Regions from separate parts of the Homo sapiens genome. Here region 1 is linked to region 2. Evidence: read pairs that join two places in POLR2A ChIA-PET (ENCODE). Cell type or tissue: HepG2. All regions are shown on one strand. Each heading gives the region's core, and the rest is flanking DNA. Links, peaks and the distances in the headings are about the cores only. Region 1 overlaps NT5C2 (5'-nucleotidase, cytosolic II). Region 2 overlaps CNNM2 (cyclin and CBS domain divalent metal cation transport mediator 2).

Region 1 (4,398 bases), core at 195-4,194, 150 kb before region 2:
TGACACAGTAAACTGACATTGGCAAAGGTACAGTCAAGGTCCGGAGACCAATAGAAATTTTTGGATTCCTCAAGCAGATAAATCTTTTTGTTTTGAAATGTATGATGGGGCAGTGGGCCAGCCTTGTAATTGATATAGTACCTTTTAGTTGATATAGTACCTAACACTTTGTTTTGCTATAACCTCAGTGAAGAGTAGTCATTAGTTTGAGACCAAGAGATTAGTTTCTCTTGAAGACTGTATCCTGGAGACATGGTATTTCATGCTTTAAGGCTGCCTCTGTGCTGAAGTCACTGCATACTTTAAGCATTTGGGTGTTTATTATCTTTGTAAACTGTGGAATATATAGCCAAATAACTATATTTGGCTTATTGCAGTTCTCTATAATACAGCTGTTCTATTTTGCCATTATAGCTTTGCTTATGCACTTCAGCTATTCATACAACAAATTAGATTTAATTCCACACTGCGCCTCCCCTCATGTTTTGTAGCCTAGATTAGGGAAAGAAAAGGAAAGATGAGAATATATGTGAGGCTTTTCATTTTTATAAATATCATAATAGAAATGAATTGGGGGGAGACAGAAGTGATTGTTTCTAAGTTCAGGAATTGCTTTTGTGGTTAGAGCACTTATTTTGAATGAAAATGGAAAGATAAAGGATATTTGGTAGAACTTCATAGGAAAACATCATATTTCCTAATTTTAGACTCTTATAAAGTCTGTCCTAGCTCTTTCTGCTCCCTAAAGAACAGCTTATATGACATATGTCACAAAATGGTATCTGCTTTGTAGTAGACAATGAATGTGTTGATTGAATAGTTAATGTGACTAGGTTAAAGAGAGGAGAAGTGCAATTTGATGGATATGTAGCAATGATTATTTTGGCAAAACCAGATTTTCATATTCCTGAAATATGTTATTCCTAGAGTTTACATAGATAATAAAGGTACATTATAATCTTTGAATCCTTAAAAATATACATAAATGATTTGATATATTTTCATGACAGTACAAGCTTAATCTCTTTTCTAACAAAGAAAGAAGCTGGTACTTGGCTGAGACTGTTGTTCTTGTCTTAAGCACTGATTGACATTAACAGCAAAATCTCCTTTTTCCTGTAATGTTAGCTGTGCTTGAAGCTAGCTAGCATCTTTCTTCTATGAGAGTAAAAGCTGTTTCTTTTATTATGTCGTTCCGCATACTTCTCTCCTGGATTGTATCACAAGGGAAAAAATCATCCCCAATCCATTCCTGCTTGTATTCCCATAGAATATTTTAGGCATGTCAGCTGTTAGGGCCTGATCAAGGATTTGATCCAGTTGGCTCTCTAGCCTGAATTAAGAATCTGTTTGAAAAGCCTTCAGTAGTTACATTTAGTTTCTAGAGCTACAACCATTATTTTGTCTTTTATCCCTGTTGTACTTTCAAAAGGATTTATGTAACTGGGAAAATATAATAAAGTAGATGCTTTTATCAGTAATAACAGGGTGATATTTGATGAAATATTAGAAGGTGATATGTTTGGGGGCTGGAGGTTGGAGGGTGTTTTTTGTTTCTTTGTTTGAGACAGGGTCTTGCTCTGTTGCCCAGGCTAGAATGCAGTGGCACGATCTCAGTTCGCTGCAGCCTTGACCTCTTGGGCTCAAGTGATCTTCCTGCCTCAGCCTCTTGAGTAGCTGAGACTATAGGCATGTGCCACTACACGTGGCTAATTTTTTATTTTTTGTTGAGATAGGGTCTCACTATATTGCCCAGGCTGGTCTCAGACTCCTGGGCTGAAGCAGTCCTCCCACCTTGGCCTCCCAAAGTGCTGGGATTATAGGTGTGAGGCACCACTTCTGGTCTCAAACTCCTTTTTAAAAAAAGTCTCCAAGGCCATCTCTACAAAAAAAAAAAAAAAAAAAAAAAAAAAAAATAGCTGGACATGGTGGTGCGTACCTGTGGTCCCAGCTACTTGGGAGGCTGAGGCTGAGGTAGGAGGATAACATGAGCCTGGGAGGTTGAGGCTGCAGTGAGCCATTATCACACCACTGTACTCCAGCCTGGGCAACAGAGTAAGACTCTGTCTTGAAAATAAATAAGAAACATATATAAATATATAAATTAGGCATTTTTAAATGGTGAGGTAAATATCAATAGAAGATCTGATATTTTCTTTCTGTATCCCAGTGGAGGCTTTTTGCATCCCTTGATGCAGTTACTCTTCTTTGGAGACCATTGACCTAGATCACTGATGGGGGAGCCCAGCCCAGGCTTTTTTATTTTTAACAAGTTACTCAGGTGATTGTGATTTTGATGTACACTGCAGTTTTGAGATCCACTGATCTATATCATTCTAATTTCCTACAGTTACTTATGAAATGAAGACAAAGAAAAGGTTTGGTAATAAGAGGAGAAGCCATGCAGTTTTAACTTTGGCTACCAAGCTGAGGATCAAGTGGAAAGGATAACCTTATTTTCTGTCTTTTCCCTTTCCGTTCCCTTTCCTCTTTTCTTTTCTCTTTTCTATTCTTCTTTTTTTTTTTTTTTTTGATGGAATCTTGCTTTGTAGCCCAGGCTGGAGTGCAGTGGTGTGATCTTGGCTCACGGCAACCTCTGCCTCCCGGGTCTAGGCTCAAGCAGTTCTCCTACCTCAGCCTCCTGAGTAGCTGGGATTACAGGAACACGCCACCATGCTCAGCTAATTTTTGTATTTTTAGTAGAGACAGGGTTTCACCATGTTGGCCAGGCTGGTCTTGAACTCCTGACCTCGTGATCCACCCGCCTCAGCCTCCCAAAGTGTTGGAATTACAGGCGTGAGCCACCGTGCCTGGCCCTTCCTTTCTTTTCTTCTTTCTTTTTTTTCTTTTTGAAACAGGGTCTTACTCTGTCACCCATGCTGGAATGCAGTGGTACAATCTTGGCTCATTGCAACTTCTGCCTCTCAGGCTCAGGAGATCCCACTTCAGCCTCCCGAGTAACTGGGACTACAGGCATGTGCCACCACACCCAGCTTTTTTTTGTATTTTTTGTGGAGACGGGGTTTTGCCATGTTGCCTAGGCTGGTTTCGAACTCCTGTGCTCAAGCGATCTGCCTGCCTTGTAAAGTACTGGGATTACAGGCGTGAGCTACTACACCTGGCCTTTATTTTTAAAGATGATTAAAACTTACCCTGAAAGACCATCATGCTGATGATCTACCATACTATTATATGTTCAGTTTTTCCTATGTCTTCATAGTGATCTTTCTGATTATTTCATTTCCTTAAACTCTGATATTTTGGTCTTAAATGCGGGATAAAGTCCAAATTCCCTAATGTGGCTTACAAAATCTTCAGGATTTTGACCCCTACTAACCTTTCATAGCTTTTATTGCTCCTTCCCCCATCCTTGCCCCCTGGAAAACCTCTTTCTGTGAAAACAAACAGAAGCAAAACCAAAGAAAGCTTCTCAACTCCAGCCACAATAAATGCTTTGTAGTTTACTGTAAACCTTTTCTTTGCTTGGTTATTTTGCCTGCGTTGCCTTTCTTGCATTTTCCTAATGGAAAACTACTGATTGATTAAGATTCAGTTCAAACATTTCTTCCTGACCTCTCTAAACAACTGGTACTCTCTCCTCCATGTTATTTTATAGTACTTACTGAATTGCTGAAATTATTTAAAGGTCTCCTTCCTAGTAGGCTGAGTTCCTCAAGGATAAACAGAGTAAATTACAATATAAGTTTCATGAGGGCTGGTACAGTCTTTTGTTCAATCACAGTATCTGGGTGTAATAGACAGTAGCTATTTATTTAATTAGTCTATATTTTTATCTTCAGTGGGCTTTAAATGACTTGTTTATTAAATAAATTATAAATTAATAAGTGAATGAGTTATAAAATCCCAAAAGTAATCTTATTTTATGGGGTCAGACTTTGGAAAGGAGAGCCTCTTCCCTGAAATCTTGAATACATGGCATTTTTAATGCCAGGACACAATACACAAATCTGTATATTTTTGTATAATATCTGATTTCATTTACTGTATAAGAAAGACTTGGATAATATTTTTCAATTTTTAATTTATTTGTTATTTTTTTGGGAACAGGGTCTCACTCTGCTGCCCAGGCTGAAGTGCAGTGGTGTGATCTTGGCTCACTACAGCCTTGATCTCGTAGACTCAAGCAATCCTCCTACCTCAGCCTCCCAAGTAGCTGGGACCACAGGTGCACACCACCATCCCCAGCTGATTTTTGTATTTTTTGTAGAGTTGGGTTCTCACCATGTTAACCTAGGCTGGTCTAGAACTCTTGAGCTAAAGCCATCTGCCTGCCTCGGCCTCTCAAAATGCTGGGATTACAGGTGTGAGCCACTGCTCCCAACCTTGAATAATTTTTATTATGGATTTTAATATTGGTATTTAAATGAGAAGATCTAA
Region 2 (4,398 bases), core at 273-4,272:
ATCCGTAATCCCAGCACTTTGGGAGGCCGAGGCAGGCAGATCACTTGAGGTCAGGAGTTCGAGACCAGTCTGGCCAACATGGTGAAACCTCGTCTCTACTAAAAATATAAAATATTAGCCTGGCATGGTGGCACACGCCTGTAATCCCAGCTACTCGGGAGGCTGAGGCAGGAGAATTGCTTGAACCTGGGAAGCAGAGGTTGCAGTGTGCCGAGATCGCACCACCGCACTCCAGCCTGGGCAACAGAGCAAGAATGTCTCAAAATAAAATAAAATTTCCTACAGCCACAATGGAAAATGTAAGAATTGGGTCTCATTTGTACACAGAGATAACTATTCCTACTCTCCAATTACAGTGAAAGTTCTCCATGTAGGCTGAGGAACAGGGGGTAAAAGAAATCAGAAGGTAAATTTACACAAAGATCTTTAAAGTTCCACACCGTCAACCATTCAAGGCACTGTACATTAAGGAACGGACAGATACACACTTCTCTCACACCTCAAAGAACAAAATGCAAGAGTGGATGGAAAGAATATCAAAATTGCATTAAAGATCGCTTCACTCTGTTACAAAACAAGTATAGGTGGTCAGTGATGAGTGTTCTGGTTAGGAATGAGGCTCATTCTACGCCCACCCCTTTCACTTTTACTTCCAAGAACTTTGTACACATGAAGACTTAGAGCCATTGCTATAGCTTAAAGTTAGAATTCTCCTACTTAATGCCTATTGGGAACTACACTAATAGAAACTGTTTCTATTATTTTTCTGATTCTATTCATCTATACCACTTACTAAAGCCATCTTGCTCTTCAGTTTTCTTAAACTGGCCAGTTTAACCTTAGCCATTCCACACTTTTATTCCCACGCAAAATCCCTACAATTGCTTATCCAGCTTCTGTAGCATCCCCATCCCTAGTAACATAATTCTATACATCTGGGGGCACACAAGTAGCCAGTGTGTCCTGTCTACTTGAAAGTTTAAGACCGGGCACGGTGGCTTAAACCGGGCGCGGTGGCTCACACCTGTAATCCCAGCACTTTGGGAAGCCAAGGCAGGCGGATCACCTGAGGTGAGGAGTTCGAGATCAGCCTGGCCAACATAATGAAACCCTATCTCTACTAAAAACAAACAAACAAACAAAAAACAACAAAGAATTAGCCAGGTGTGGTGGCACATGCCTATAATCCCAGCTACTTGGGAGGCTGAGGCATGAGAATCGCTTGAACCGGGGAGGGAGAGGTTGCAGTGAGACGAGATTGCACCACTGCACTGCAGCCTGGGTGACAGAGCCAGACTCTGTCTCAAAAAAAAAAAAAAGTTTAATGGATATGAAAAGTAAGAGGCTGTTATAATTATTATATTATACCTTTTGTACAATCACTAATCATCTTTAAAGAACTAGAAGCCCTATAGTTAAACAAAGGAGTATAGGCATTAAGAAACCCCAAATTGTATTTTATTTTGAGATAGGATTCTCACTCTGTCGCCCAGGCTGGAGTGCAGTGGTGCCATCTCAGCTCACTGCAACCTCCGTCTCCTGGGTCAAACAATTCTCCTGCCTCAGCCTCCCAAGTAGCTGGGACCACAAGGATGCGCCACCATGCCTGGCTAATTTTTGTATTTTTAGTAGAGATCGGGTTTCGCCATGTTGGCCAGGCTGGTCTCGAACTCTTGACCTAAGGTGATCCGCCCGCCTCAGCCTCCCAAAGTGCTGGGATTACAGGCATGAGTCACCATGCCCGTCCCCAAACTATCTTTAAATGTACCATTTTTTTTTTAAACTCACTTTAAGAACATAAAGCAAATATTTTCTCTTCCCTAAAATACAAGGAAAGCCTAAATAAAAATAAAACTTTATTTGTTGAAGTAACCTCCAAAAAAAAAGAAGAATGAAAAAAATAAAATAAAGACGACCCCAGCTAAGTCTTTAGACAGAATTTACTCACTGAACAATGAGTAATTTAACCTTGACTAGTTAAGTCTCAAAAATGTCCGATTCTTGGGGAACTGTTCGGATGGCTGAAAAGATAATGAAAGTTTCCCCTGCTCATCCTGACATTTTGCCAGGGTTTTTGCAACAGTAGTTTGCTTATCTAAATAGACATACGTTACTCAGTGAAGGTGAACTGTTGAGCTGTTCCTGTTTGCACAGAACTAAATATTTAGAATTGTAATCGGATCTGTCTGGTGTTTAAGGAAACCAGAAGAGCAACAACAACAAAAGTTCAAATCATACAAGCCTGTGTAGTTAGACAACCAGGGTTACTACTGAGTACTTCTTATTCTAAATCCTATACTCAAGGCTTCTAATCTGCTTAAGTTTTCAGAAGTCAAAATCATTCCCTTTGAAAGGGCTCATTCACAGGTGACTTCTAGAGCAACTAAGGAGAAAGTTAGTCGGTCACCTAAGCCATTAAGCCTCACTTCCGTGGAGAACAAACTTATTGATCAAAGCACCATAATGGCTTTGATGCTGGACTCAAGAATATTCTCTAATTGTGGATGAAATAGCTGCTTTTCTCAATGCTATTTTTAGGTATAATTAAGTGCCCAAAAGATAGGGTGTGGGCAGAATTTTACCAAGGAAGAGAATTTTAACCCATCATTTGGTAAAGTTAGCAAATGATGAGCTGAGGTCCCTGGATGCTCTAGGGCAGCTGCAGAACGAGACATTCACTCAAACTGTATGCCAAAGTATGTGTGTGTATGCATACTTCTGGGGAAAAGGTCTATACTTTGTATAAGATTCTTAAAATGACATGTCAAAACTTTGAGAATCCCAGACCTATAGAATTTCTTTGTGGTCAAACGAAAGCACTTTTGTAGTATCTGTGTCACTTTCATTTGCACCTGTGAGCATTCACAGGTTTCAGTCTAAAACGTATTAACACCCCTGACTACAGTAAGGGTCTTGAGACCCTATCTTTGTCCCACGCCTTTTCAATATTTCTATTATTATTTTTTTGAAACAGCCTCGCTCTGTTGCCCAGGCTGGAATGCACTAGGTGCAATCCCGGCTCACTGCAACCTCCGCCTCCCAGGTTCAAGTGATTCTCCTGCCTCAGCCTCCCAAGTAGCTGGGATTACAGGCGCCCACCACCACTCCCGGCTAAGTTTTTTTGTATTTTTAATAGAGACGGGGTTTCACCAGGTTACCGAGGCTGGTCTCAAACTCCTGACCTCAGGTGATCCACCCGCCTCGGCCTCCCAAAGTGCTGGGATTACAGGCATGAGCCACCATGCCCGGCCTTTTCAATATTTCTAAATCAATTAAGTAGCGTGGTGCATACAGCTGATTAACAGGTCTCCAGAATTATCTGCTGCCACAGTTCAGGTCTTCACATTGAGGCCTCAGAGAGAAGACAGTGGACTCTGACCTTTGGCTCTGGTCTCATTATCTTTGGAACCTTAATTTCCAAAGGAAAATAGTGATAATTCCTGCCCCACATTTCACACAACTGTTGGGGGTGACAATCTTGAACCAAAGATGTAGGGTGTTTTATTTTTGTTAGAGCAGAGGTTGCAAACCATTTTTGACTATGTATTCTATGAAAATGTTGAGTACACCTCCCTAATTTATATTTACTTATAAATTATATATATTACAAAATATATACATCATGAAATCCATATAAAAATAAGCTTGGCCGGGCGCAGTGGCTCAAGCCTGTAATCCCAGCACTTTGGGAGGCCGAGGCGGGCAGATCACGAGGTCAGCAGTTCGAGACCATCCTCGCCAACATGGTGAAACCCCACCTCTACTAAAAATACAAAAAAATTAGCCAGGCGTGGTGGTGGGCACCTGTGGTCCCAGCTACTCAGGAGGCTGGGGCAGGAGAATGGCGTGAACCTGGGAGGCGGAGCTTGCAGTGAGCCGAGATCACGCCACTGCACTCCAGTCTGGGTGACAGAGCGAGACTCCGTCTCAAAATAATAATAATAATAATAAGCTTAATGTATATGCATATTCATTCATATATATATATGTAAGTCCTACTGCATCCCAAGGCACAGCTACATGCAATTTACCTTGAGGACTACCGCTTTAGAATATATCATTTTCTTTATGGTTCTCTAATTTCTTCTTCTTCCTTCAAACTCTCCACCCTCAGCCTTTGTACCCTAAACCCTCTGGTTTTCTTCCTCTGAACATTCTCCTTCAGCAGTTTACTTCCTGCTTCCATCTTTTAAATTTGAGCTTTCATATTAGGTTTTCTGCTCTTCTGGGGACACCCTCCCTTGGCAATGTTGTCTTACTAACCATCAGCAGAAATCTGTGCTTGTTCCTTCTGTGTTCATCTGCAACTACTGAAATTTATACTTGAATCAAAATATCTCACTATTAGCAAATCACCTAGCCCACCCTACCCATATGTCAACACTTACACAAAATCCC

The links. ChIA-PET counts read pairs that join two places held together with the same protein. Peaks named below come from ENCODE experiments on the same cell type or tissue, not always from the same donor. Only the 100,000 strongest peaks of a DNase experiment are listed, where the experiment ranks them.
Region 1: POLR2A ChIA-PET joins it to region 2 with 5 read pairs; 3 of 35 experiments call an interaction of 5 or more read pairs at or near these places.

What each region holds. Positions count from the first base shown.
Region 1 is chr10:103,141,121-103,145,518 of GRCh38, reverse strand. The region is part of intron 3 of NT5C2 (5'-nucleotidase, cytosolic II); the gene reads left to right. Among named protein-coding and RNA genes, the nearest start is that of NT5C2, 50 kb to the left of the region's middle. In HepG2, for the core only: no CTCF peak of the experiment used is centred there; no DNase peak of the experiment used is centred there.
Region 2 is chr10:102,986,870-102,991,267 of GRCh38, reverse strand. The region is part of intron 1 of CNNM2 (cyclin and CBS domain divalent metal cation transport mediator 2); the gene reads right to left. Among named protein-coding and RNA genes, the nearest start is that of CNNM2, 71 kb to the right of the region's middle. In HepG2, for the core only: no CTCF peak of the experiment used is centred there; a DNase peak (open chromatin) is centred at 2,107; H3K4me3 peaks cover 1,059 bases.